Linked DNA regions of Homo sapiens: all the other regions are linked to region 1. Evidence: chromatin loops called from intact Hi-C (ENCODE). Cell type or tissue: OCI-LY7. All regions are shown on one strand.

Region 1 (4,000 bases):
GCAGTATATTAGAGAGGAAAAGAAGTGGAACCTGGAATCAGATGTCATTGCCCTACCATTCACTAGCTCTCATTATTAGCTATGCAGCCTTGGGCAAGATATGGACCCCTCAGAGCTTTCATTTCCTCCTCTTTCAATAAGTCTGCCCAAGTTTACTTAGCTCATAGACTCATATTAAAGCTCCAATGAGATAATGTATGTGAAAGTGCTTTGTGCACTTTCAGATGCTTACATTGTACTCACAATAATAATCATCGATAATAATGATTATTAGAATCTCTTTTCCAAAAACTGTACCCATCCAGGTGGTACAGGACTGGGGTTTCATTTCCTTTTTTTTTTTTTTTTTTTCCAGACGGAGTCTCGCTCTCTTACCCAGGCTGGAGGGCAAGGGCGCCATCTCGGCTCACTGCAACCTCTGCCTCCCATGTTCAAGCGATTCTCCTACCTCAACCTCCTGAGTAGCTGGGATTACAGGCACCCGCCATCATGCCTGGCTAATTTTTTTTTCTTTTTTTTTTTGTACTTTTGTAGAGACGGGGTTTCACCATGTGGGCCAGGCTGGTTTTGAACTTTTGACCTCAGGTGATCTGCCCACCTCGGCCTCCCAAACTGCTGGGATTACAGGCGTGAGCCACTCTTCCCATTGTATTCACTCTCCAGCACTCATCTTGCCACATTTTCCAAAGTCCATAGAGCCCAGAGGATAGGAGTTTGGGCTTTGAAGTTAAATGATCCTGGCTCCAAGATTTGCTCTGTCCCTTCCTACTATGCAACTTGAGCAAGTTGCCTGACCTCTCCAGGCCACAAGTTTCCCACTGTGAGATGAGGGCAGTAATGGGAACTACTGACGAGCATTTTCTGAGAATTAACTAAGAACATGAGAAGTACTTCACATTGTACTTGGCATGCAGTAAGTGCTCAGTATATGGTAGCCATTTATTATTATTGTTGTTGTTATCAATAATTCTGAGTGTTTTAGGTCAAATGCAGATCTTCCCACCTCCCTCAATCAAGATTAGTTAATTTATTTATTTCTGTTTTTGAGATGGGGTCTCGTTCTGCAGCTCAGGCTGGAGTGCAGTGGTGTGATCATGGCTCACTGCAGCCTTTATCTCTTGGGCTCAAGCGATCCTCCTGCCGCAGCCTCCTGAGTAGCTGGGACTACAGTCATGCACCACCATGCCCAGCTAATTTTTTTTTATTTTGTAGAGATGGTGTCTCCCTATGTTGCCCAGGCTGGTCTTGAACTCCTGCGTTCAAGAGATCTGGCCGCCTCGGCCTCCCAAAGCGCTGGATTACAAGCATGAGCTACCGTGCCTGGTCTCATTGAAGATTTATTGATCAGCTAATGTGGGCAAAGCCCAGTGCTAGACATTGCCCTCCAGAGGAGAGTCCAGTGATGAAGGATTAGGAATGAGGTCTTATCTGTGCTTTACTGAGACCCTCAGCTATTGGCACATGAGAACAGAAGCCTAAGGAGGTGACTCTAGGCTCTCACAGGGTTGATGAGATTTTGTTGCTAGGGTGTCTCAAGGTTGATGAGATTTTGTTGCTAGTGGAAGGTTGAGGCCAAGGTTCAGAACCAAGGTGCCTCTTGAACAATGGTGTTCTAGAATCCCTGGTTTCCTTCTATCTACCTAATCTGCGTGAAATGTGACAGTATCTCACCATTTCTTTCTCTTTCTGAACCACATTGGGTGCCAACAGAACTTGCTCTCTGTTCTCTTTCAAAATTACCAACATGGACCCCACCCAATTCTTCCCTTGGAACTAAGGAACGCCTGACTGATGTATGTAATGCTCTGTTGATTTATTCATTTCAGTGTATATATTCATTTAAGTGTATAAAAACATGTAAAGTCCTTTAGAATTTGAAGCAAGCATGCGAATTCAATAAATGTGTGCTTCCACTTTCAAAAGGAGTTTTGAAATTCCGGATTTGTATTAGTGCTGCTGGGAAAGGTCAGAAAATATGAATTCTGAGTAGAGGTCAGCAAAATACGTAGTCCCTTCCTTTGTTATTTACTGTAAAATCTTGCGCAAATGAACTTTTCTCTCTAGATTTCAGCTTCCCTCTTGACAAATTAAAAAAAAAAAAGAAATTGGAGGAGACAATTTCAAATCCCTCCCAACTCTTAAACATTCAGATTGTGATTTTTGGATTCTTTTGCTCTTTTGGATTTTTTAAGACCATATCGCCCATGATCCACAGGGGGCAGCGTAAGCCCGAGGCTACCCATGAAAGAAAAGAAACTGTTCTCTGAAGGCTTGCACTTGTCACTTCTAAAATTCTAGGATTGCGTTGAAGTTGTATCTTTGAGTTGACTTATTTCAGAACTAATTTTGTTTTAAACATAGGACAGATGAGTCCCAGCATCTATGAATTCAATGATGAGTCAACATATGTGATATCTGTTTTAAAATGCACCCACTGAGAAGACAGAGTGCTCTTCTTTTCCGTTGATTTCTGGCTCGAAGCTCACTCATTCGAGAATTTGTGTTTTCAAGTAGGATTATAATATGCTTTTTTTCTTTTCTGTCAGATTCGTTAAGAACATTTTTTTTTGAGTCATTCAGAGTTGGGTTCAAATTTCCTTTGTTTGTGTCACCTTGGGCAATCAATGTAACTTCTTTCAGCCTCAGTTTACCATCTGTAAAATGGGTTTATGAACATTAAATGTGATAATTTGGCCAGGCATGGTAGCTCACACTTGTAATCTCAGCACTTTGGGAGAACGACTTGGGAGGATCACTTGAGCCCAGGAGTTTGAGACCAGCCTGGTCAACATAGCAAAACTCCATCTCTACCAAAACAAAACAAAACAAAACAAACAAACAAACAAAAAAAACCACACACACTAGCTAGGTGTGGTGGCACACACTTGTAGTCCCAGCTATTTGGGAAGCAGAGGTGAGGTGGGAGGATACCGTGAGCCAGAGCCTGGGAGGTTGAGGCTGCAGTGAGCCCTGATTGCACACTGCACTTAAGCCTAGGCGACAGAACAAGACCCTGTCTCTAGGTTTTTAAAAAATTATAATTTATACAAAGTGCTTATAACTGTGCCTGGCACATAGTAAGAGCTCAATAAATGTATTCAAAGAGGAAGTCTCTGCTAATTTTAAAGCAAGTTTCTATGAATAGGATGGGAACGGGGATGATATTAAAAGTGGATTCTTAAAAGATCTTCTTGTCTAAAATTGTAATGCCATTTCAGAACTGCACATAGCACAGTTCTAATTAAGTGACAAAGCAGGTTCTGGTGTACCACGGTAAGCATAGCCATGTTGAAAAGGAAGTCTATTATTACCCTAACTTCTGAAGGCTCTTACAATTAAATTAATTCCTTGATACCATGGGGGTTGTTTTTGCACCAGTAGACCAATAGGGATCTGCAAACTTTTTCCGTAAAGGGCCAGAAAGGGCCGGGCACGGTGGCTCACACCTATAATCCCACCACTTTAGGAGGCCAAGGTGGGTGGATCACAGCTCCTCAAGGTCAGGAGTTTGAGACCAGCCTGGCCAACATGATGAAACCATATTTCTACCAAAAATACAAAAATTAGCTGGGCCTGTAATCCCAGCCACTCAGGAGACTGAGGCAGGAGAATCGCTTGAACCTGGGAGGTGGAGGTTGCAGTGAGCCAAGATCGCACCACTGCACTCCAGTCTGGGAGACAGAGTGAGACTCTGTCTCAAACAAAACAAAACAAAACAAAACAAAACAAAACAAAACAACACTCTCACCCATGAACAGATAAAGAGATTATCACTGTTACAGTTTGGACTATATCCTTTCACTTTTCAGCTTTTTTTGGGGGGGGGTTGGGGGGCGAGATCTCACTCTGTTGCCCAAGCTGTAGTGCAGTGAACCAGTCATAGCTCACTGCAGCCTAGAATGCCTGGCTAATTTGTTACAAAAATTTTTTGTAGAGAGAGCATCTTGATATGTTTCCCAGGCTGGTCTCAAAGTTGTGGCCCCAAACGACCCTTCCACCT
Region 2 (4,000 bases), 990 kb after region 1:
GCCACCCAGTGGAATGTGAATATTTGTAAGAGTCACGCTTGACACCTTCCAACTGCATGTACCCTCAGTTTCCTATCCATGTTTCATCACAATGCTCTGCCCATTTTACCTCGTATATCTCTCCGATCCATCCACCTCCCTTCATGCTCCCACCCTGTCACATCTGAACTGTACTGTCCCACTTGAACTGGTTCCCTCACATCCACCCTTCCAGGTGACTCTCTACAAAGCAGCCACAGTGATATTTTAAAAAGCAAATCACAACAAGTCGCTCCTGCCTTTAAATCCTCAGGGTGAAAACTTCCTCACTGTGGTCTTCAAGGCTCTACCTGAGCTGGTCCCTGGCCGCTTCTCCAGCCCCATCTTATCTCGCCATCCACCTCCTCTTCTGGGCTTCAGGAACACTGGTCTTTCTCGTATTCCTTGAGGGTCCCTGGCACCACCCTCCGGACACACAATCTGCACTTATGCTTGGACACTCCACTTGCTGGCTCAGCAGAAGACTTAAATCATGAGAGAAGTCTTCCCTGAAGCCTCAGGCTAGTTCCGTCCTCTGCAAATGCTTTCACAGCTCCTCAGGCTTTTGCCTTCCAGAACCTACCATCATTTGTAGTTGCATGTTGGTGTGATGTTTTTACTTGGTCTTTGTCTTCCCCATTACACTGTAAATCCTATGAGTGGAAGGGATCATCTCTATTGTTCTTACCACTGTTTTCCCAGTAACTAACACAGAGCCAGGCACAGAGTTGATGTTCAATAAATATTTTTGAATGAATGACTAAAAGTTCTCTCTCCCTTCCCTATTGCCTCTTGTCCTTTGTCTTCTCCCTTCTCTCCTTCCATCCCTTCTACAAATATTTACTGAATGTCTACTCCAAGCCAGTTAGTTCATTTGGCAGTATTAACATGGTTTTACAAACTCTGCTTGAATGTATCCAATAACACAGACCTCATTGGTTCTCAAAATTTTCATTTGTAGACAGTTCTAACTGATATTAATTCTTCTTGAAAACAAGTGGAAATTTATCTGTAAACTTAACTTCTATCTATTTGTTGATGTGGTTTATTTTTGGTACCTAAAATCAGAAACAAATAAAACCACTGGTATCTAGAAAAACTCTCGGTATGTGTTTGTTCACTTGGGCCACCATCTATATGGTGAGATTTACACTCCCTTATTATTATTATTTTTTTTTGCATGGCTCTTACATCTTCAAAGGCATGTATTTGGGAAGACAAAAGATCATGTATTTAAAGATTAGCCTAACTTCAAAAAGATATGCTAAAGGTTAGTTTACAAAGACAAGGAGAAGAAAATATGACCCGAAGTTGGAAACAAATTCAGTGCAATCATAAACTTACCACATTTTTTGTCAGATTATCTGTCTTTGCCACTAGATAATGAGTTTCTTGAGGGTAAGGTTCATATCTTCACAGTGTATGTTCTTATCGCAGCACTTAACACAGTATGTCTTCAATACATATTTGTTGAACAAATAAAACTATTATGACTGTAACAACAGCGCTGATTCTAAGTTAAATAATTAAAATGTTGTGTTCTGTTCTCAACTCTATACTTTTGATGCCATGTGACCCAACGAGGTAATCTATAGCTTAAGGTAAAACAATGTCTATCATAGATTAAGCTTTTAAAAGCTAGAGAACAGTGCAATTTGAGTAGGAAAAAAACACGTGTGTATACAGATAAATGCACAGCACATGCCTAGTCATTGTCTGGAATGGCATCTGCAAACCTTTAACAATCATCGTTCATAAGAATGTGATTTGCCTAAGTAATACATATATACACATTTACTTTTATCCCCCCATACAAAACCCTATAATTTTTCCTTTGTTTGGGTTTTGGTTTGATCTTAATTTACAGTAAGTATATATTACTGTGTGACTAAAGGAAACAACTCACAGAGCTAGTGCACAATTAGAGGAAGGCAATCAGGCTGATAAATGGTCTGCATCCCATGAGAAATGAATAACCACAGAAAGAAATGGAGACATTCAGCCCAGAGACAGCCAAGGCAGAACAAACTATCTTCAAATACTTGCAGGGCTGTGGTCATGCAGAATGGTGCAGGCTGCCCTCTGCAGGACAGAAGGAGGACCACTGAACAGGTGGAAGGTTCAAAGATGCAAATTTCAGCTCTGAGGAAGTTTTTTCTCACCTTTGAGCTATTCGACAATAAAGGGGCTGCTTTACAGTAAAGTGGGTAACTTTGAAGGAGCCAGTTTTGCATTATTAAAAGTAGAGGTGTCTGCAATGGAGAGTCTGTAAATAGAGTTTGAGAGTCAGTAAATCCCTACATTTGAGTTCAAAATTGTGTTGGTGTGTACATGTTTTCAGAGGAGTGGCTCTATAATTTGCTTCCACTTCCTGTAGGGTTGAGCAACCCCCAAAGAGGAACTGGATGACTATTTGTTACTGACATTAAGGGGATTATTACACCTGTGAAACTTTAATCATCTCATCTATACCAACTATGAAAAATCAGAAAAATATAGTTCTGGAGTTTATTGGTTTCCCTTCTATGCAAATTATTTAATTTTTAAAATTAGTTATTACAGTCCATTGATAACAACCATCATGTCTTATATATGCCTATGTCTCTCCTAGATCAAGCACAGTTTCTTGTACGAAGTAGGTGCTTACTAAATTTTAAATAAATACATGAAGAAACAGACTCCCAGGGTAGATTCTTCCCTTTTCACTAATTAATGTAGTAATTAAATTTCACCAATAAAGCAGAATTCCACATATGAATATAGGATGGCATGATAATGATGATGACAACAGTGATTGTAACAAAAATGTTATTGGGGACTATGTGTCAAACACTTTTGTCAAGCATTTTATATGCAATAGCATGTGTAGTTCTCATAGTAATTTATTTAAGGAAAAGGTGGCTTAGATTAATTAAATATATTAATATAGCTAGTAAGTGATTCAAACCAAGACAGATATACTATGGCATCTGAGCTCCTAACCTCTATGGAAAATCTACTTAGGGAATAAGATTACCTGGACTTTGTCCTCAACTCTATCATAGCTGTACAAATAATTTAGGCAAGACACTTTTCTGTCCTTCACTTTTTAAATCTGTTATGTGGAAAACACACTAACAAAAGTCTAGGAGGCATTATGGAATGTTCATGAAGAACATAGACTATGATGACTCATTATGAACACATTGTACTCTACATGGTTGAACATAATTATAACACCTGTTTTAAAATCCTTGCTGCTAATTCTAACATTTGGATTATCTTGGGGTTGCCTTGGTTTATTGCCTTAAGTATCTTCACATTTTCCTATTTGTTCATATGTCTGTGTCTAGGAATTTTGATAGGTATCCTGCATATTGTACATCATAGTTTCTATCTGTGTTCTGTTCCTCTGAAATCTGTTTCTGTCATTGTTATTTGTTTATTTTAGCCAACACTTGACTTTATTGAAACTCCAAATTCTGCCTCCATTGCATTGGGCAGCCACTGAAATCTCTGTTCAATTATTTTAGCCTTCATACTTGCATAGTTTAGGGGTCAACCAGAGATTTGACAAGAGTTTATATGAAGAATTGGGGCTTCCACTACTGTGCTGTCCTTTCTAGAATTCTCTCTCTCCTACTTTTCAACTTCTCAAGTTGCCCCAAATTCTGTTTTCAAATTCCTCATGCCAGAAAGATTGAGGGTTTTAGCCCACGTGATTGATTAGGTAGGTAGGCAGACAATAGATAGATAGATAGATAGATAGATAGATACATACATACATACATACATACATACATACATACATACATGCGTACATACATAGATACATAGATGATAGATAAATGCTATAAAAACAAAACTTATCCACTGCCATACCCCTCTTTCAAGTATTGACTCTCCTCCAATTTGTTTGCTTTTGTCCAGTCTCCATTATCTTCACATAGTTCATGTCTGTTCATGTATATGTGTAATACTATATTACATATATAATATATTA
Region 3 (4,000 bases), 200 kb before region 1:
TGATAAGTTTGTGTCTTAACCACTCAGCCATTACAGCACCTTCAGAAGAATCTTGCTTCCAGTTATGTTCCTATTGCCTGTTCAAAGCACCTTGTCCACATTATCTTCCCTTTTCAAGGAATGTGTACATTTTTTTTTGTCTTTTAAAACTTTTTTTTTTTTTTTGAGATGGAGTCTCACTCTGTCACCAGGCTGGAGTGCAGTGGCGCAATCTTGGCTCACTGCAACCTGCAACTCCCTGGTTCAAGTGATTCTCCTGCCTCAGCCTCCCGAGTAGCTGGGACTACAGGCGTGCACCACCATGCCCAGCTAAGTTTTGTATTTTTAGTAGAGAAGAGGTTTCACCATGTTGACCAGGATGGCCTCGATCTCCTGACCTCGTGATCCACCTGCCTTGGCCTCCCAAAGTGCTGGGATTACAGGCGTGAGCCACCATGCCCGGCCTAAAACTTTTTTTTTCTTTTTAAGTAGAGATGAGGTCTCACTATGTTGCCCAGGTTGGTTTCAAACTCCTGAGCTCAAGTAATCCTCCAGCCTCCCGAAGTGCTGGGATTACAGGTGTGAGCCACCATGCCTAACCTCACATTTGTTAAGGAATTTAGAAGGCAACTTTGCTAGGCACGGTGACTCACACTTGTGATCCCATCACTGAGAAACTGAGGCAGGAGTATCACTTGAGTCCACGAGTTCGAGACCAGCCTGGGCAACATAGGGAGACCCCATCTCTACAAAAATATTTAAAAATTCGCTGGATGTGATGGCACATGACGGGTTCCAGCCATTCCAGAGGCTGAAGTAGAAGGGACACTGGAGTCCAGGAGGTCAAGGCTGCAGTGAGCCACAGTCATGCCACTGCACTCCAGCTTGAGTGACAGAGTGAGACCATGTCTCAAAAACATAAAGAAAGGCAGCTTCAACTCATGCACTGAGCCCTGAGGTTACTGGGAACGGCAGGTGCAAATATCTCATGAGGAGATAGAAAGTTGGCATAATTTGGATGAGAAAGGCTACTATGGCTGCAATATGGTGAGGGAGGAGGTTGGAGCTTCAGAAGCAGGTGGAGGACAGATGTGCATGATTTAGAGAACCAAGGGAAGGAATTGGGTTTTTATCTGAAATCTGATGAGAAATTATGTTTGCAATTGATTTCTCATCAGATTTTACTAAAATACAGAGAATCAGTAGGAAGGGTACTAGCTGTACTCTGATAGATTTCTAAGTACTGCAAATGGTGCTAAGTGCTTTGTAGCTGTTCTCTTATTTAATCCTTAGAACAATCCTGTGAAGAACCTTCTAAATCTGATGGTATTTATGGCTGTAAGTTGCTGGCAATGTTTTAATCTCTTTGTATAAATAAAGTCATTTTAGCCTTACAACTACTGAATGAAATCAGTATTCTTTTTACACTCATATTTCAGATGTGGAAGTGGAGGCTCAGAGAAGTTATGTAATTTACCCAAGGTTAACTGACTAGTGGGTGGCAAAGCCAGGATGGAAACTAGGCATTCTAGTTTTCCAAGCCTGAACACTCAACCTTCATACTTCATTGCCTCTCCATTCCCTCATGTTGTTACTAAGTCACGTAGGTAAGTAAGTAGCGAAACCAAGAGTGGAGCCAATATTTTGACCCTAAAATCCATGCTTGCAAATACTACTTGATACTGGGCTGAACAGATTTATAGATGGAAACTATGAGTTCCCTTTGAACATATTAAGGTGCTTATGTCTTAGCTTAGACTTCTATGAGTATCTTAAGGAGATTCTGTGCTTATAATTCTAATCTTCCTAAAAACTCTTAGTAGGTATTATCCCCATTTTATGAGTAATGAAAATTGAGGATTAGAGTTTAGGTTTGCTCAGGTTGGAATCTAGGTCAGGAATTGGCAAACTCTTTTGTAAAGATTCAATTAGTAAATATTTTAGGCATTGAGGACTGTACAGTTTCCATTGCAGCTACTCAACTGCTGTGGGTCGAAAGCAGCCATAGACAATGCATAAACAAGAGAGCTCGGTTCCAATACAGCTTTCTATATGGACATTGAATTTTGAATTTCAATAATTTTCATATGTGAATTATTCTGATTTTTTCCAACTATTTAGCATGTACAATTATTCTTAGATGTGAGAGTACAAAATCAGACAGCAGGCTGGATTTGGCTGGTGGGCTATGATGTAGGTAATTGGATTCTAAACTTTGGAGTGTTTTCACAAAGCTACTAATAAAAAATCACAGAAATATAAATTACAGAAGCTTCTTCATAGGATTAATCCAAGGATTAAATAGGAGAATGGCTACAAAGCACTTAAGTTTTATTTTATTTTTAATTGACAAATTATTTATTTGTGAGGTACAATGTAATGTTTTAATATATGCATACCGTACTGAGCCTTTTTTCTTTTGCATGCCACTGGCACTTAGAATTAAATTTGTGAGCGGGTTTCAAGTTGCGTTGTGATGAGGCTACCAGTAAGTGGCACTCTTACCTCAGATTTAAGAGCTGTAGCTGGTTGCAGAGTAGACTAAAATGAAGAAACTCAGAGGTACTGCTTACCCTAACTTAACTCTGGGTAGTTAGTGTCAGAATTAAATTGAATCATTAGATACGTACTTTGTCTGTTGAATTAGAGAAATGGTTGGTGTTGGAAAACACCCCAGAATCCTAGGGCTCTACTGTTTAATCAGCTGTATATCTCGGTTTCGTATATTAACTTCCTGCTGGGCGGCGTGGCTCATGCCTGTAATCCCAGCACTTTGGGAGGCCGAGGCAGGCGGATCACCTGGGGTCAGGAGTTCATAGACCAGCCTGACCAACATGGTGAAATCATGTCTCTACTAAAAATACAAAATTAGCCGGGTCCATCCTGGCTAATACGGTGAAACCCCGTCTCTACTAAAAATACAAAAAATTAGCTGGGCGTGATGGCAGGCGCCTGTAGTCCCAGCTACTCGGGAGGCTGAGGCAGGTGAATGGCGTGAACCCGGGAGGCGGAGCTTGCAGTGAGCCGAGATTGTGCCACTGCACTCCAGCCTGGGCGACAGAGCGAGACTCCGTCTAAAAAAAAAAAAAAAAAAAATTAACCGGGCATGGTGGCGCATGCCTGTAATTCCAGCTACTCGGGAGGCTGAGGCAGGAGAATTGCTTGAACCCGTGAGGCAGAGGTTGCAGCGAGCTGAGATTGCACCATTGTACTCCAGCCTGGACAACAGGAGAAAAACTACGTCTCAAAAAAGAAAAAACTTCCATAAAACTCAATTTCCTTAACAATGGTAAACATAATACACATCTCCGCATAGCGTAGGTACCATCTAACGCTGAGAATGAAAGAGAAGACCCATCCTAATTCTTTTAGTTTTTTTTTATTATACTTATTATATTAAGTTCTGGGGTATATGTGCAGAACGTGCAGGTTTGTTGCATAGGTAACACGTGCCGTGGAGACCCATCCTAATTCTTTCTGAAACTCATTTGCCTCGAAGCGACATACTCAGGGCCCGCTAAACATCTGTGCAGAAGCATCTGATCTGAAAGGGCAGCAGGAGTGCCCTGGAGGCTTAAGTGGTGCTTGATTCTGGGGCTCTGAGTCACTGCTACTTGCAGGGGAGACTGATAACGAAAAAAAAAAAAAAAAAAAGAGGAAGGCACAAATAATAGCAGAAATGAAAGGGGGGACATTATTATAGTAAAAAAGTAAAATATGGATTTTTTAATAAGTTAGAAAATTTAGACAAAATGGACACATTCTTAGAAAATTACCAATACAGATTGAGGAATAGGAAACCAGGATAATTCTCTAACAATTAAAATAAATGGATCAATAGTCAAAATCTTCTCACAAAGAAAACTTAAAAGTTCAAATAGCTATACTGGTGAATCTTAAAGTCAGCTGATTAGCAAAAGCAAATAAGCAAACAAAAACACAAAACCAAACAAACAAAAAATAGCTTTGCTGGCAAGTCTGCCAAACATTGCCAGAAAAAAATACAAAAATAAATGAATAA
Region 4 (4,000 bases), 99 kb after region 1:
CTCTCCCCGCCTTCCTTCAGATTCCTCTGTTATTAACATCTTACATTTGTATGGTACATTTCTTACAATTGGTGAGCCAATACTGGTACATTCTTATTAACTAAAGTCCATAGTTTGTTTGTTTGTTTGTTTGTTTATTTATTTATTTATTTATTTTTGAGACAGGATTTCACTCTGTCACCCGGGCTGGAGTGCAGTGGCCTGATCTCGGCTCACTGCAACCTCTGCTTCCTAGCTCAAGCTATTCTCCAGCCTTAGCCTCTCAAGTAGTTGGGACCACAGGTGCAAGCCACCACGCCCAGCTAATTTTTGTGTTTTTTGTAGAGATGGGGTTTTACCATGTTGCCCAAGCTGGTCTCGAACTCCTGAGCTCAAAGTGATCCGCCTGCCTCGGCCTCCCAAAGTGCTGGAATTACAGGTGTGAGCCACCATGCTGGGCCTTAAATCCACGGTTTATATTAGGGTTCACTCTCTGTGTTTGACAGCTCCGTGTATTTTGACACATGCACGTGCTTATGCATTCATGGCTTTCTTGGCTATGGTATTATACAAAATAATTTTACCACTCTAAAACCCACCCTGTGATTTACCTATTACTCCTCCTCACCTCTCATCCTGCACCTCTGACACTTGCTCTTTTTTTTTTTTTTTTTTTTTTTTTTGCCCTTCAACAAATTATGGTAAAACCAGCCAGGAACAGTGGCTCATGCCTGTAATCCCTGCACTTTGAGAGGCCAAGGTGAGTGGATCACTTGAGGTCAGGAGTTTGAGACCAGACTGGCCGAAATGGTGAAACCCCATCTCTACTAAAAAAAAAAAACAAAAAACAAAACAAAACAAAACAAAAACTAAAACAAAAAATTAGCTGGGCATAGCAGTGTGTGCCTGTAGTTCCAGCTACCCAGGAGGCTGAGTTGGGAGGATCTCTCGAACCAGGAGGTGGAGGTGGCAGTTAGCAGATATCACAACACTGCACTTCAGCCTGGGTGACAGAGCAAGACTGTCTCAAAAAGCAAACAAACAAATTATGGTAAAGTATACATGACATAAAACTTGCCATTTTTACCATTTTTAAGTGTAGAATTTAGTGATAGTACATTCAACCACTGATCTTTCTACCCTCTATATTTTTGCCTTTTTCAGATTGTCGTATAGAATCCTACAGTGTGTTGCCAGTCAGGCTGGCTTCTTTCACTAATCAATGTGCATTTGAGGGGAACTATAGTTTTAATAACTTGATCTGAAATAGTAGCGCTGCTGAAGGATTTTAGTCATTAGAACTTCAGTCATGGGCGTAGGTCAATGAGATTTGCTGTTTGGAATGAGACTTGGCATTGAAAGGGTATTCTTAAGAAACTTGGAAAATTAGATTTCAGTAGCAGTCAGCTAGTGGAATGATTCCAAGCAGAAATAGAAAGAGAAGCTAACAAATATTTGTGTGTAAGGGCTCGTGGTTGCTAGTGATTCTGTTCTTTTAAATAGTACACCATTATTTGTTAAGATTTTTAAACTATCTTTTGTATTTAAAAATATATTTATGTCTATTTGCAAGAAGGATTCAAAGTGGCTTTGCTTTTTCTAATGAAATTGAAAAATAGAACTTCAGTTGGTTGCGGTGGCTCATGCCTATAATCCCAGCACTTTGGGAGGCCGAGGGGGGCGGATCATCTGAGGTCAGGAGTTCAAGACCAGCCTGGCCAACATGGTGAAACCCCGTCTCTACTAAAAGTACAAAAATTAGCTGGGCATGGTGGTGAGCTCCCAGCTACTTGGGAGGCTGAGGCAGGAGCATCGCTTGAACCTAGGAGGCAGAGGTTGCAGTAAGCCAAGATCACACCACTGCACTCCAGCCTGGGTGACAAGAATGAGACTCTGTCTCAAAATAAAATAAAAATAAAAAATAGAACTTCACTTTCTCTAATGAAAGAAAAATAGAATAAAATGATATAGTCATTAGTATCAAAATTATTTAAAATGTAAGACCTTATATAAATGGAAAGAAGCGATATCGAGTTTTTACCATTTTGTGGAAGAGTAATTAAATATTGGTGGAAGACAATTTTTGTTAGCTTAGGTAAGATTACATATTAAGAAAGAGATTGCTGATACACTTAAAATAAAACCAGAAATGAAAAGCTCTTTCATTTTTCCAATATTTCGATGTTCTATGCTTTGTAATAGGTATAGAGGGTGAATGGCAGGATGGAGGAGGCAGGAGAAGGAGGAAGAACTGGAGGAAACATTGGATGTGACTTCAAGTTGTAGATATCCACCTAGTGGCCATAATGAAGCAGGTACTCAGATTGTAAACAAACAGGAAGGAGTTACAGTAGCCACACCTACTATGTGCCAGGCACTGTGGCAGGTGCTAGAGACACAGTGATGGACGGAACACAGCCCCTGCTCTGCCAGAGCTGACGATCCAGAGGGGAGTTACATAATAAACAAGAAAATTTAAAAAATACATGTATATATAAACTCAGGGTCAGGTAAATGCTACAAAGACAAAGCATAATGAAGGTTAGATAGTGTGTTTGGGTCATCTATCTTAGGTAAGGTGGTCTGGGAAGGCCTATCTGGGGTGATGACATTGAAGCAGAAAAGTTAGGGAATGAGTTATGTATAGATTTGGGAGGAGATCATTCCAGGCAGAGGGAATGCCAAGTGCAAATGCCTTAAGTCTGGAATTAGACTGGCGCTGTCAAGGAACAGAGGATGGCTAACATGGCTGAGTGAGAGTGAACAGGTGGAAAGGAGCAAAAATGGAGTTGAAGAGGGAGAATGGACCACATTGTGAGGTGCTGGGCAGGTGGTTCACGGAAAGGAATTTGGATTTTATTCCAAGGACGTTGGGAAGCCATCTGGAGGGTCTGAGCAGGAAATGACATGATCTGACTTAACATTTTAAAAAAGATTATTCTGGCACCTGTGTTAGAAATGGACCAGAGGGAGAGGGGTAAGAATGGAATACGTAGGCCAGATCAGGGCCATTTTGGGTATCCATATGAGAGCTAAAAGTGGTGTGCAGTAGATAATATGAGTAGTCATGTCTGGAAGTGGTTTTTGGGGAGATGCAGTATGAAAATAGGTCTGAAAAGACTTGCTGATGGATTGGATACTGGTGATAGATGGCATACAAATAGCGCTCTTTGAATTTCAGAAGAAGGAGCATTTTACTTCTTGCTGGAGCAAGGTAAAGTGTTTCTGGGAGAGGTGGAGCTGAAGAGTAGCTAAGCAAAGGTGGTCGGGGGAGGGCATGCAAAGTAGGGAGCTGCCGTGAGCGATGACACAGAGCAGGGTGGTGAACATTCTGTTTAGAGAAAGCAAAGTTGGAGTCGAGTTCTTATGAGAAAAAAGGGTGAGAGAAATCTGCAAAGGGAGGTGGGGGCAAGACTGGGAAGGGTCTTAGACGCCTTGCTAGGCATTTCTGTGAGTAGGCAACAGGGAGCTGTATCTATTAGGAGTGTATTTAGCAGCAAGTAATGGAAAATTTGCTAAGTACCTTAAGCAAAGAAGACTTCATTTTTCTTTCATAATAAAAAACCTGGGGGAAGTCGGCTTGGACTGTGAGGCTGCTAGTGCCACAGGGACCCCGAGGCTATTTTTCTACTTTGTCATCATGAATACTATGTTGCTTTCATCCTCTTGCTAATTACCTCTTGGTCTCTAGATGGTTCTTATGTGATTTGGGCATGATCTGTACTCTGGACAGGAAGAAAGGACAAAGGAGGCAAAAGAGCAAAGTCTGTGCCAGACCTCCCTTTTTAAAATTGTGGTTAATAGGACAGGTGTGGTGGCTCACGCCTGTAATCTCAGCACTTTGGGAGACTGAGGTAGGCAGATCACTTGAGGTCAGGAGTTCGACACCAGCCTGGCCACGTGGTGAAACCCTGTCTCTACTAAATATACAAAAATTAGCTGGACGTGGTGGCACATGCCTGTAATCCTGGCTACTCGGGAGGCTGAGGCAGGAGAATTGCTTGAACTTGGGAGGTAGAGG
Region 5 (4,000 bases), 260 kb after region 1:
GTTTGTGTGTCTCACAAATGGCTATCAAAGAGCAGCCTAGTCATTTGCAGGGGTAGGCAATCAGAAGAAGCCTAACGCCTTCTGCTCTCCATTTTAATCCCACTCATCAGGCACATTTGCTATTAATACATACATCTGCATTCAAAGGCTGAATGGCATTTTCATCATTTCCCAAAGAGCATTCTATGAGGGCCAGAGGGAGAACCATACACTAATAGACAGATGCATTATGTTAGGAAGGTGTCAACACTTTAATCAGTACACAGTCAATATTCTCCATCATGAATAACTTATTAGCTTCTAAACTCTGTTCCTCACATGTCATGGCAAAAATCTATCTGAAGAATGTCATCTGCACTTAAGGAAGGGACAAGCATTGTAATTAAGTTTTAAGCTATTTCTTCAGCATGAAGCTGCCACGAAGTGTGAAGTGACTATAATTCACATTTTTAAGACCCTGAATTTATTAGCATCTATTTTCTATTCAAGGTTAGGGATATGGTGCTTGGATTGTCAAGGGATTCAAATTCCTCTGTGCTTTGTTATTCTGGAGTGAGTGTGTTTGAGCCCAGATGCCAGGCAAGGAAAATTATCATTAACGAGTCAGGTTATATTTGTGAAAAAAGCTCAAAGAACTGGAAACTCATCTTCCGTTGTGAATAGGAAGCGGCAATGAAAGGTATAACTGGGTAAAAGAGGACTTGGCCTTCCTCTGTGAATTACGACAACCATGCTTGAGAAGATGAATAGGAACCGTAGGCCAGGGGCTTCAAATTAAGCACAGTTCTGCTGAAGCGTGACTATTGCACAGCCCATGAACAAAAAAGGAATGTGAAGTTTTAAAACTGCTTTCAGTAAATGAAAGAGGAATGGATTATTCTCTTTCGGAAATGATATATTATGAATAGAAAAAAGAAAGGCATGAGATAAATATGTGCTTAGGCATAACTACAGACCCCAGGAAAGCTTTGACAGCCCTCCTTCATAAACAATGTGTTGCAGACAGTTACTTATCTTTATGCTGGCTGAACACACACTTTTGAGGGGAATGGATTTGTAATGATTCATCTAACTTGAAACCCCTTGCAGACAATGGCAAAGGTGGAAGACATTTCAGTCAATGAATCCAAAAATGAAGACGTGTAGGGCACTGCGTATGTGTGTAATAGGGGAAGTACAGTGAGCCTAGGGTGTACCAAGAAAGATGTCCTTAGGTTAGGAAAAGACATTAAAGCTGAGACTTGAAAAATAAATAGAATTATCTAGAAAAATGTAGAGACGAGTGCTTCAAGAAAAGAGAACGGCAACATAAAGGCTCTAAGGCACTCTACAGCAAACAAGAGAAGGGCAGGATATCTAAAGCCTACGGACAGGGGACAGAGGACTTCTGATTAAACGCTGAACTGAACACCTTTGTCTACCTCTGCTCTTTCCTGAAACACTCATACAATGGCTATAAATGGACCCTAAAATGACCCAAACCCATAAGGATGAAGGGACGAAGGGAGAGAGAAGAAGTAAGAACAGAAGAAACATGTCAACAATGCTTTGGAAGTTGAAAAGCAAGCAACAAATAGTAATTTCCTTGGCAGATGACGGGAAGCTAAAAGCTAAGAGCCTGTGGGTTTGGTGAAGACAGAGCTGTGGGTTGATTCAAGCTGTAAATTCATGGCCAGGCCCAGGAATCAGAGCTACCAGGCACCTCTGTGGCTGGGAGCATCTGGTGGGGCTGCACTCAGGAAGATTTGTTTAGGTCTCTGTGAGAAACCATAAGACCCCTAGAGACTGTTTCTTCACTATGTACATCCTGGCAACCAGACCACCCTTACTGTTTAAGACTTGAGGTTAACTCTGGAATCTGTGATACCAGGACAGCTGAGGGTAACAGTGCTGGACTAAAAATGGAATTATATGAAAACTTACATATTTAAGAGTGAAACCTCCAACACTCCAATATGAACAATATTGACAACCAGATGTATCCCAAGCAAGGGATTAGGATTTCTCTCTGGGGAAAATGACCAGCCCAAGAGAAAATACCTACAGATTCTGACATTTGGGGTCTGATATACTTTGGATATTTATCCTTTTCAAATTTATATTAAAATGTGGCTCCCAGTGATGGAGGCAGGGCCTAGAGGAGGTGTTTGGGTCATGGGGGCAGGTCCCTAATAAATAAACTCTACTGTGCCTTCACAGTGGAGTTCTCACTCTATTATTTCACATGGGAGCTGGTTGTTTTAAAGAGCCCGGTGTCTCTTTCTTATTCCCTTTCTCTTGCCATGTGACATGCTGGCTCCTCTTGTCTTCTGCCACAGGTAAAAGCTTCCTGAGGCTTCACAAGAAGCCTAGCAGATGCCAGTGCCATGCTTCTTACACAGCATGTGGAACTGTGAGCCAAATGACCCTCTTTTCTTTATAAATTACTCAATCTCAGGTATTCCTTTATGACAATGCAAAATGCACTGACACAAAGCATCCACCTAAAAATCCCAGCTCATGCTTCTACCTAGAAGCCTGCCACCCAATAAGTCCCATCTATGTACACAAAACTTTCCAGCAGACTCTTACTGCTTCATTCTTAAAAATGAATAGGGCCAGGCACAGTGGCTCATGCCTGTAATCCCAGCACTTTGGGAGGCCGAGGTGGGTGGATCACCTGAGGTCCAGAGTTCGAGACCAGCCTGACCAACATGGTGAAACCCCTTCTCTCCTAAAAAATACAAAAATTAGCCAGGTGTAGTGGTGTGAGCTTGTAATCACAGCTACTCAGGAGGCTGAGGCGGGAGAATCACTTGAACCCAGGAGGCAGAGGTTGCAGTGAGCCAAAATTGAGCCACTGCACTCCAGCCTGGGTGACAGAGCGAGACTCTGTCTCAAAAAAAAAAAAAAAAAAGAATCAATAGATATCCATGAATCACCAACCATTTGATAAAGCTCCAATTGGAAAGCCAGAGACCTGAATTTTTCTTTCTTTCTTTCTTTTTTTTTTAATGTGGAAAACAGAAGAAACTTGAGAGAAACTATTATTAATAGACTCAAAAAGAAAAAAGAAGACAGTATCTCTATGAAATTAATACAGGATGCTATAAAAGGAAACCACCATAGTGTAAAGAACATTGGAAATTAAAATATGACAGCAGGAATTACATGCTTAGTGGAAGGAATGGAAAATAGGGAAAGGGCAGAGGAAGAAATACAACTAAGAAAAGGTGAAAGGAGGGGGAAAGGGTAATGGGAGATGACTCGACCAATGGCTAAGATTGTATATGAATGCTATTGCTTTGAAATTTTACCTTCAAGTTAGTGACAGCCACTGAAGGACAGCAAACAAGGAAGGACATCTAGCCCAACATGGCACATAGCCCATGGCCAGGAAATTAGACAGGCTTATCTAGTTTTCCCTGAGATCTGATCGTCTTACTCTCATTCATATTATAGTCTAATAAACCATGGAAAGTTCTGGATTGAGGAAAAAATAAGAACCCCTTTGGCTGATATTTTTAAAAAATGTACTTTCTGGTTCTCAACTTATTTCAGGTAAAAACTGTTGTAAGCTTGTTCCTCTAAACTCCCATTACTCTTTGTTTTGAAAAGGTTATAAGTGGAATAAAACAAGGCTGGCTTCAAGCCAGGATCATGAAAGGGGTAATTAAGCAAGATTTTCTGTCTATACACCCAGCAGGGGCATCCCACTGAGGGGAAAAAAAGGAAGAGTCGAAAGCAATTGCGTATTGGTGAAGAATAACAGAATATACCCCACACACTTTCCATAATAAATGACAGTGGCTGACATTTTAATCAAGTTAAAAACAATAATAAAATCACATTACTCTATTTGAGGAAGAAAATGGCCACAACTTAGGAATTTCGGGAAATAAACACGCTTGCCCATTCTGCTCTAAAAAGCTGAGAGATTATCATTTATTTTTAAAATGTCATGTCCGTCCTGACCACATGGATAAAAGCACAATTTTATACCCTCTCATTATGATTTTTA
Region 6 (4,000 bases), 220 kb after region 1:
AGTACAGGCCCTCTGCTGGGCACCCATTGATTCTTCATGACCCTGATTTCAGGCCTTTGCTCAAAACCCACAGGTGGTAGCCACCTCAGACAGGGAGAGAGGTCCAGTCTTTACATCATCCAGAATGCTTCATTGCATCTGGCTCCGTGCTGCTTCTCCATCCTCCTGTCTGAATATTCTTCCCCTTTTTCACCCTGTTCTAGATACATCAGTTACTGTGCTCTTCCCCGAACAAAGCATGATACATCCTCAGGACCTTTGCACAAACACATTTCCCCAAATATATACTTGGCTCAGTCCCTTCAGGTGTATGCTTAAATGTCAGCTGATTAGAAAGGTCGTTCCTGACCACCCATTTATAACAGAATCCTCCCCAGATGCTCACCTTCCTACTGGTCCTACTTTCTTTTTTCTCCCTAATATTTATTCCTGCCTGACCTTTGCTTATTAGTTATATGGCCTGTTGCATCTCCTTTCCCCATAATTGGTGCTCAATATCCATTTGTTGAATTGATGCTCGGTGACTGTTCATTGAAACACTTAGATAAAAAGTGATGTACACAAACGTGGTCTCTTTTGGCTCCTTGTGGCATCTGAAAGTTCTGCCAGTCCTCATTCCCTCCTGCAGAGAAGGCAGGGGTAGAGCTTCTGGGACTACCAGGGTAGGAGCTAAGTACCTGGAAGGAGCAGTAAGGCATTTGAGGTGGGCCTCTGTTAGAGAGTGTTTCTCTCTGGGTCAGTCTTTGGTAAAAGGAGATTAAGGAGAACTGTGTAATCCTTGTGACCCAAGTGTGATCCAGCTCTGCTTATTAAAGTCTACATTGGGGTTTGGAAACAAAAACTGACAGATAGCCAAAAAAAAAAAAAAAAGTTTCTTTGACTGCCGTCACCCTCTGTGCTTAGGGCCTAGGCTAAAGGGTCATCTTGTTGGTTCCCTCTACCTATCACCCCTCTTACAGACCTTCACTAGTGGATGTTCTGGGAACTTTCCTTTCATCATATGACAGCCGTTTAAATTGCTGGGTCCTGGCTGTTTCCTAAGTTTCTATTGTATAGTGCAACACCATCCACCACAGACTATGCATTTAGGTATGTACTCTGCAGTACTGTATGTCCACTCGAAAAATAATTATTAATGTGCTAGATACAGCAGTTAGGCATATTAAACTGAATCTTGCCCTCATTCAGGTTACAATCTCTAATGGTTAATTATATGTGTAAACTTGGCTAGGACACGGTGTCCAGATATTTGGTCAAACATTATTCTAGATGTTTCTCTGTGTGTGTGTGTGTATATATACATCATATATATATCTATAATATATGATGAGATTAACATTTATATCAGTGGACTTCGAGTAAAGCAGATTAGGCTCCAGAATGTGGGTGGGCCTCATCCAATCAGTTGAAAGTCTCAATAGAACAAGACTGACTTCCCTGGAAGAACAACAGTTGTATCAAAAGGCAGTCTTTTGGCAAAAAAACTGCAACCTTTTCTTGGGTCTCCACCTGCTGGCCTACCCTGAAAATTTTGTGTGCCAAGCCTCTACAAGTGTGTGACCCAATTCCTTAAAATAAATCTTTTTCTATTTTCCCCACCTTCCACTTCTCTCTCTCTGTATGTGTGTGTGCATATTTGTATACATAAACATAAGAGAAGGTTTCTCTAATAAAGTGGCCCTGGGGCTGTGACATCAAGGGTAAGGAGGGGTTAGGCAGTAGAGGAGGAGAAGAAAAGAGTATTACAGGTAGAGCAAAGAGTTTGTCAAAAGACCTGTGGCCTTATTTCTTTTCATCTTTATATATATATAATATAATACGTAGCTGGGACTACAGGCATGTACCAACATACCTGGCTAATTTTTTTCTTTCATTTTTTTTTTTTTTTTGGTAGAAATAGGGTCTCACTTTGTTGCCAGGCTGGTCTTGAACTCATGGCTTCAAGCGATCCTCCTGCCTCAACCTCCCAAAGTGCTGGTATTATAGATGTGAGCCACCATGCCCATTTCATCTTTAAAGCACTTGGAGATAGATACTACTATTATCCCTATATAAAATAATTTATATTTTTTTCTTTTTATGAGACTGGGTCTTGCTATGTTGCCCAGGCTGGTCTCAAACTCCTGGGCTCCAGTGATCCACCCACCTCGGCCTCCCAAAGTACTGGGATTACAGGTGTGAGCCACTGAGCCTGGCCTATTATCCCTATATTTAAGATAAAAAAACCAAAGCACATTGAGAAGAAACACCTTTTCCAAAGCCACATACTTGGGACATGGCATAGTTGAAATTGAGGGACTTGTACTTTGAACCAACAAGTTACAGTGCCCATTCATATTGGGAGAATTAGGGAAACATTCATACCCTACTATTTTCTGACTCATCTGCTACTAATGGATTCAGCTTGAAAGGGTGTATTATTTTCATTTCATTCACGTACTCCTCATGTGTACTGCATAGTACTTATGTCAGGCCTCATGCTAAAGGTTGGGAATTCAGAGAAGAACATGGCATGGAATTTAGGAAAGCTTAGCCTAATGAGGAAGACAGACATGTTTGTATTACAATGCAGCTTGTGAACAGTAAGCATCTTTGGAAGAGAAATGGAGAGGCCAACACAGAGAAAGTAGCTTTTGAGCTGCACTTGGAAAGATGTTTTACTATAACCAATTATGACAAATCTTGGTTACAGTTAAAACAAGCAGACATAGAAAGTACTGTCAGGATGGAAGAACCTTATGCCTACAGATCCCTAGAGGCAGAGGCATATCATGCCACTCAAGAGGGGTCACATAGGAAAGCCTTGGGGGTTGGTCAGGAGGCACAGGGAGTGAAGGGAAAATGTGGGCAGGAGCCTCTATTGTGGGTTCCATGGAGAGACCAAGCAAAGACATAGCAAGCTTAGGATGGGCTAGTTTGAGGAATTTTTCAGTGGTGTTGGGTGGAGGGGCTGTCCCCAGTTGTCTGGCACCTGACCCTGGAGTGATTAGGGGAGGGAGACAGTGGTCCAGAAAGTGAGAGCCTGATCATGGAGGTGGTTGGATATGTTCCCTAGATTAGATGGTTTGCATATGAAATAAGGAGGTTTGCAGGTAGGCAGCTGTTTGCTGTGTCTAGGAATTCACCAACCCTGCAAGAGGCAGTTCCTCCAGCGTCAGCAATTCCCCCATGATGTCAAAGCATCAGAATACAGAAAATAAAGATATTGTTAACTCAAATGCAGATAAGTTTATCCAAAAACAATGAGACAAGGCACTGCAGGGAGAACCACACCATGTACAAGACCACCAAGGCATGAGGGAGCGTCATGGTTTTGAAGAATGACAGTGTAGGATGTAGTTGGAGAAGAGCATTCACGAGTTGGGTGGGAGTCAGTATTAGAGTGAAGCACCTTGTAAAGAAAGCTAGATCTTATCTCCAAGCAATGGAGTGACACTAAAGGCTGCAGGAATGGATGTATTGGTTAAGAGACAGTGTTTCTCTCTCTTTGAGGCATCCTATGTAAAGTGACCCAGTTAAAGCCAGCACAGCTTTTCTTAGCATTACTTTAAGAGGAATTCCTTTGAACTGATTATTTGCTCACCATCTGGTGCCCAGGTAAATGCTTTAGATGTTTTCCTTTTAAAAATATTCAATGTATTAATTTCACACATGAGGAGAAATCATATTAAATCTCACTACATAATTAGCCAAACCACAAATACATTTTCAGAAACAAAGATGACTCATGTTGTTTCCTAATTAAACCTTGAAAGGTTTAATTAAAAAGCATAATATGGAGAAAACTAGTTTAGAAAGAATTGGGGCTTAGCTTCCTGAATGTGTGCCTAAAGAGCTTCTCTGTTCCACCCCTATCGAGGGAGGAGGAACAGATGTGTAAATGACATAGCAGTCCTTTACAGGGGATGGGCTGTGTTTCTATCATGCATGACACGCTGTCTCAGAGACAAGGGAGCTGGTTAATGGGAAGGAGAAGCCTTTTAAGGAAACAAAGCATTCT
Region 7 (4,000 bases), 92 kb before region 1:
TACGCCCATGAGTGCAGAAGACTGAACAGACATCAGCACATCAGACGTCTTTTAGACCCCAAGACAATTTTTCTGTTTCAGTTTCATCTGGCATTCCAACATGTCAGTGATACTGGGTAGAGTAACTCTCTCACTCCAAACTGTGTATAGTCAACCTCATCATTAATGTAGTCCTAATTTTTTATGCTAAAACTGGCTCAATCCTTCTGATCATTGCAGTTTTCTCTCAAATATGAACACTTTATAATTGTATGTTCTTTTTAGACCCCATAAATCCTGTATACATCAAAGAGAATAGTCCCTGGAAACATAGCAAATGAACTTCTATCTTGGCCATCACAGCTGTCCAGAAGAGGGGAATCTGTCTTAAAAACCAGCAAATCCAACGTGAGACTTCATTTGGAAGCATTGTATGATTATCTCTTGTTTCTATGTTATACTTCCAAATGTTGCATTTCCTATGTTTTCCAAAGGTTTCAAATCGTGGGTTTTTATTTCCTCCGTGGGGAAACAAAGTGAGTCTAACTCACAGGTTTAGCTGTTTTCTCATAACTCTGGAAATGTGATGCATTAAGTACTGGATCTCTGAATTGGGGTAGCTGTTTTACCAGTTAAAGAGCCTACAATAGTATGGAACACATAGACACCAGGGGAAGAAAATCATTTGCCAGGTGATTTAACATATTTATGCAATTTTTTTTTTTTTTTTTGAGATGGAGCTTTGCTCTTGTTGCCCAGGCTGGAGTGCGATGGTGAAATCTCGGCTCACTGTAACCTCCACCTTCCGGGTTCAAGCAATTCTCCCGCCTCAGCCTCACGAGTAGCTGGGATTACAGGTGTCCGCCACTATGCTCAGCTAATTTTTTGTATTTTTTTAGTAGAGACAGGGTTTCATCATGTTGGCCAGAATGATCTCGAACTCCTGACCTCAGAGGATCCAGCCTCCTTGGCCTTCCAAAGTGCTGGGATTACAGGCATGAGCCACCGTGCCTGGTCCATTTATGCAATTTTTATTACACGTGTGTCATGGTGCTAAGCATTTAAACAACCATCAGGCTTTCTGAACAAATTTTTAGAACCAAGAAGATCAGCAATAAAAGAAAAAAAAAAGGCGGGAGTAGGGAAAAGTCTGCCTTTTCTGCCTTATAAGTTACATTGCAGATATAAGTGTTTGAAACTCACTAGTTTTGACCCAAATTCTAAATCGCCTCCAAACCACTTTCATGTTTAAAATTGTTTAGGAGGCTAGCGCCGTGGCTCATGCCTGTAATCCCAGCACTTTGTGAAGCCAAGGTGGGCAGGTAGCTTGAGCCCAGAAGTTTGAGACCAGCCTGGGCAACATGGCAATACCCCATCTCTATTAAGAAAAAAATTTAAGGAAAAAAAAAAAAGATAAAATTGTTTTGGAAAGGCAAAGTGTCTTTCTCATATCTAATCAATTCCTGTATTTTTTTTTTTTTTTTTTTTACAATTCAATTAGGCTTATTGTAAGGATATCTTTAGTCAGTATAAAAATATATAAAAAACAATTATACTAAACCAGTATAATTGTTTAGAAGTATATATTTGCCGGCCGGGCATGGTGGCTCATGCCTGTAATCCCAGGGCTTTGGAAGGCTGAGGTGAGTGGATCACTAGAGGTCGGGAGTTTGAGACCAGCCTGACCAACATGGAGAAACACTGTTCTCTACTAAGTATAGATTTGCAAGGGCTAGATTTGTCAGAAAAGAAACATTTCTACATGAACAGTTAAGGCTGGGTATTAATTTCAATTTCAGTTTGAGTAAACTCTGAAATAATTCATGGTTGAGGTTCAGAGCTACCCATACCATAGTTGTCTGGGGCAACAGGATGCTTGCTTTCAGAGGAAACTTTTTGTTTTTGTTTTTGTTTTTTTGAGATGGAGTTTTGCTCTTGTCACCCAGGCTGAAATGCAATGGCACAATCTTGGCTCACTGCAACCTCCACCTCCCAGGTTCAAGTGATTCTCCTGCCTCAGCCTCCTGAGTAGCTGGGATTACAGATGCCCGCCACAACGCCCAGCTTATTTTTAGTAGAGACAGGGTTTCACCATATTGGCCAGGCTGGCCTCCAACTCCTGACCTCAGGTGAGCCACCCGCTTTGGCCTCCCCAAAGTGTTGGGATTACAGGCATAAGCCACCGCGCCCAGCCAGAGGCAACATTTTTTAACGCAGTTATCATTCTAGGAAATTTATAGGTCCTTTGAAGGAAAATTCTGTGGGCAAATAAGATTGTGATACATGGTATTTCAGTTTTCCCAAATGTGGCCAGCCCGATCTGGTCAAAAATTTTATTTTTTAAAAGCTATAGTGTCTTTTTTTCTTAAATTTGAGGCAACATGCACAAAATTGGAGATTTGAAATTAAAGCCAAGATTTGTAGTTTCTCTGGAAAGACCTGGCAAGATTGGACTGGATTGCTATGTGACCAGGGTCCCACTAGATGGGGCTGCATCCTCTAATCCCCAAATCCTTATGTTCCCTGCATGCTCACCTTTGTTACCTGCCTGACACCTGTGGGGCTTTTAACTTTATGGCAACTGCCCTATTCTCTGGATCCTTCCTGAGGATTTATGATGCGTAATACTCCAGGAATCTGGTTAGCTTTGCTTAACACATTTCCAAAACTTGTTTGAATGCATGAGTACAGTCACTAGTAGCATTCTGTGCAGTACAATGTATGGGGGCTTAGGAGTTTAGGGTAGTATACAGGATTAGGGATAGGACTTGAGTCTAATCCTAACTCTTAGCAGTTACACTGGATGACATTAGAGCAAATGGTTCTTTACGTCTACATTTTCTTCATCTGTAGATGTAATAATTTCCATATCAACTATGATGTACAGTGCTAATTCCAATGAAATGTTACATGTGAGAAGTCTTTGAAATGTAAAAAACACTACAGATACTGAAGCAGTTTGGAGAATTAAAAAACACTACGAAAACACAGCTTGGTAAATAATTTTTTTTTTCTTTTGAGACAGAGTCTGGCTCTGTCATCCAGGCTAGAGTGTAGTGGCAGAATCTTGGCTCACTGCAACCTCTGCCTCTCGGGCTCAAGCAATTCTCCTGCCTCAGCCACCTGAGTAGCTGGGATAGCCACCATGTCCACTTAATTTTTGTATTTTTAGTAGAGACAGGGTTCCACCATATTGGCCAGGGTGGTCTTGAACTCCTGATGTCAAGTGATCTGCCTGCTCAGCCTCCCAAAGTATTGGAATTGCAGGTGTGAGCCACCGTGCCTGGCCAGGGCTTAGCAAATAATTTCAATGGTGTTACACCTATAAGTCTCTTGCTGTATGGTATCTTTTAAAATAACATTTCTTTTTTGAAACAGTTGATATTGGGTAATTTGGCCATCATCATATACTGTAGAAAAAAATTGTCAAGTGAAAGGGAGAATAGGTAAGAAGGAAGAAAGGGGAGGAATTTAGTGAATATGAATTATTTTCCTTTAGATATATTAGTCTTGTAGATCGCAATGAATTTTTTAAATTACTATTTAAGATATTGTTGAGATTCCATTACCTCCAATCAGTCTTGGGACATTAGAACAGTGGTATAATTAAGACTGTATGTTTAAATTGAGAAATTTTGCACAACTTTAACAAGTAGCAGAACTAATTGTTCACTGATGGCTTTAAAGATGAAATAATTCTGTGAATACATGAAACTGTGAGGGACTCTTCGTGGTTGTCTAGGTTTATTTATATGCATACTCATTAATAAAAGTTTTTTTTTGTTTGTCTCTTGAAAACAAAACAGCTTTGTTTTAACAAAACAGCAATGGAACAAATTTGAAAACCGACTCGATATTTTCTCTGGCTCATCATTTAGTTTGGGTCAGCCATCTTCAACTTGCTGTGAGCTCTAGTCAAAGTGGATCAAATTTGTGGCAAGTCACACAGGTGTCAGGTGCTCTTCAGGAAACAACCCTGAACTCCAGGTTCTAAGGAGCTTAGTAGGGAAGAAATACAAAA

Evidence for each region. A loop is a pair of places that touch in the nucleus more often than their neighbours do. Peaks named below come from ENCODE experiments on the same cell type or tissue, not always from the same donor. Only the 100,000 strongest peaks of a DNase experiment are listed, where the experiment ranks them.
Region 2: it touches region 1 in a loop (7-fold over the local background); 16 of 110 quality-filtered maps call a loop at or near these places.
Region 3: it touches region 1 in a loop (9-fold over the local background); 11 of 110 quality-filtered maps call a loop at or near these places.
Region 4: a loop joins it to region 1, with 6 times the contacts of the local background. A loop is called at or near these places in 7 of 110 quality-filtered maps.
Region 5: it touches region 1 in a loop (6-fold over the local background); 5 of 110 quality-filtered maps call a loop at or near these places.
Region 6: a loop joins it to region 1, with 11 times the contacts of the local background. A loop is called at or near these places in 3 of 110 quality-filtered maps.
Region 7: a loop joins it to region 1, with 10 times the contacts of the local background. A loop is called at or near these places in 5 of 110 quality-filtered maps.

What each region holds. Positions count from the first base shown.
Region 1 is chr5:156,933,284-156,937,283 of GRCh38, reverse strand. The region is part of intron 5 of TIMD4 (T cell immunoglobulin and mucin domain containing 4); the gene reads left to right. Among named protein-coding and RNA genes, the nearest start is that of TIMD4, 28 kb to the left of the region's middle. In OCI-LY7, CTCF peaks have their summits at 273, 472, 2,009 and 2,215; DNase peaks (open chromatin) are centred at 113, 2,233, 3,327 and 3,892; H3K4me3 peaks cover 1,107 bases; H3K27ac peaks cover 4,000 bases.
Region 2 is chr5:155,942,108-155,946,107 of GRCh38, reverse strand. It overlaps a transcript of SGCD not described here. Among named protein-coding and RNA genes, the nearest start is that of SGCD, 380 kb to the left of the region's middle. In OCI-LY7, CTCF peaks have their summits at 1,901 and 2,104 (motif pointing left); a DNase peak (open chromatin) is centred at 2,097.
Region 3 is chr5:157,130,670-157,134,669 of GRCh38, reverse strand. No RefSeq gene overlaps it. Among named protein-coding and RNA genes, the nearest start is that of MED7, 10 kb to the left of the region's middle. In OCI-LY7, CTCF peaks have their summits at 2,266 and 2,472; DNase peaks (open chromatin) are centred at 2,469 and 3,519; H3K27ac peaks cover 726 bases.
Region 4 is chr5:156,834,407-156,838,406 of GRCh38, reverse strand. No RefSeq gene overlaps it. Among named protein-coding and RNA genes, the nearest start is that of PPP1R2B, 14 kb to the left of the region's middle. In OCI-LY7, a CTCF peak has its summit at 2,265 (motif pointing left); DNase peaks (open chromatin) are centred at 2,316, 3,266 and 3,556; H3K4me3 peaks cover 1,486 bases; H3K27ac peaks cover 1,942 bases.
Region 5 is chr5:156,670,169-156,674,168 of GRCh38, reverse strand. All of the region lies in intron 7 of SGCD (sarcoglycan delta), which reads right to left. Among named protein-coding and RNA genes, the nearest start is that of PPP1R2B, 180 kb to the left of the region's middle. In OCI-LY7, no CTCF peak of the experiment used is centred here; no DNase peak of the experiment used is centred here.
Region 6 is chr5:156,716,695-156,720,694 of GRCh38, reverse strand. The region is part of intron 7 of SGCD (sarcoglycan delta); the gene reads right to left. The region is part of intron 4 of LOC105377673 (a long non-coding RNA gene); the gene reads left to right. Among named protein-coding and RNA genes, the nearest start is that of PPP1R2B, 130 kb to the left of the region's middle. In OCI-LY7, CTCF peaks have their summits at 32 and 1,521 (motif pointing left); a DNase peak (open chromatin) is centred at 1,494.
Region 7 is chr5:157,025,708-157,029,707 of GRCh38, reverse strand. HAVCR1 (hepatitis A virus cellular receptor 1) reads left to right here. Exons shown (of 9, transcript NM_001173393.3): 9 at 1-295. Among named protein-coding and RNA genes, the nearest start is that of HAVCR1, 31 kb to the left of the region's middle. In OCI-LY7, CTCF peaks have their summits at 2,454 (motif pointing right) and 3,929; a DNase peak (open chromatin) is centred at 2,467; H3K4me3 peaks cover 432 bases; H3K27ac peaks cover 351 bases.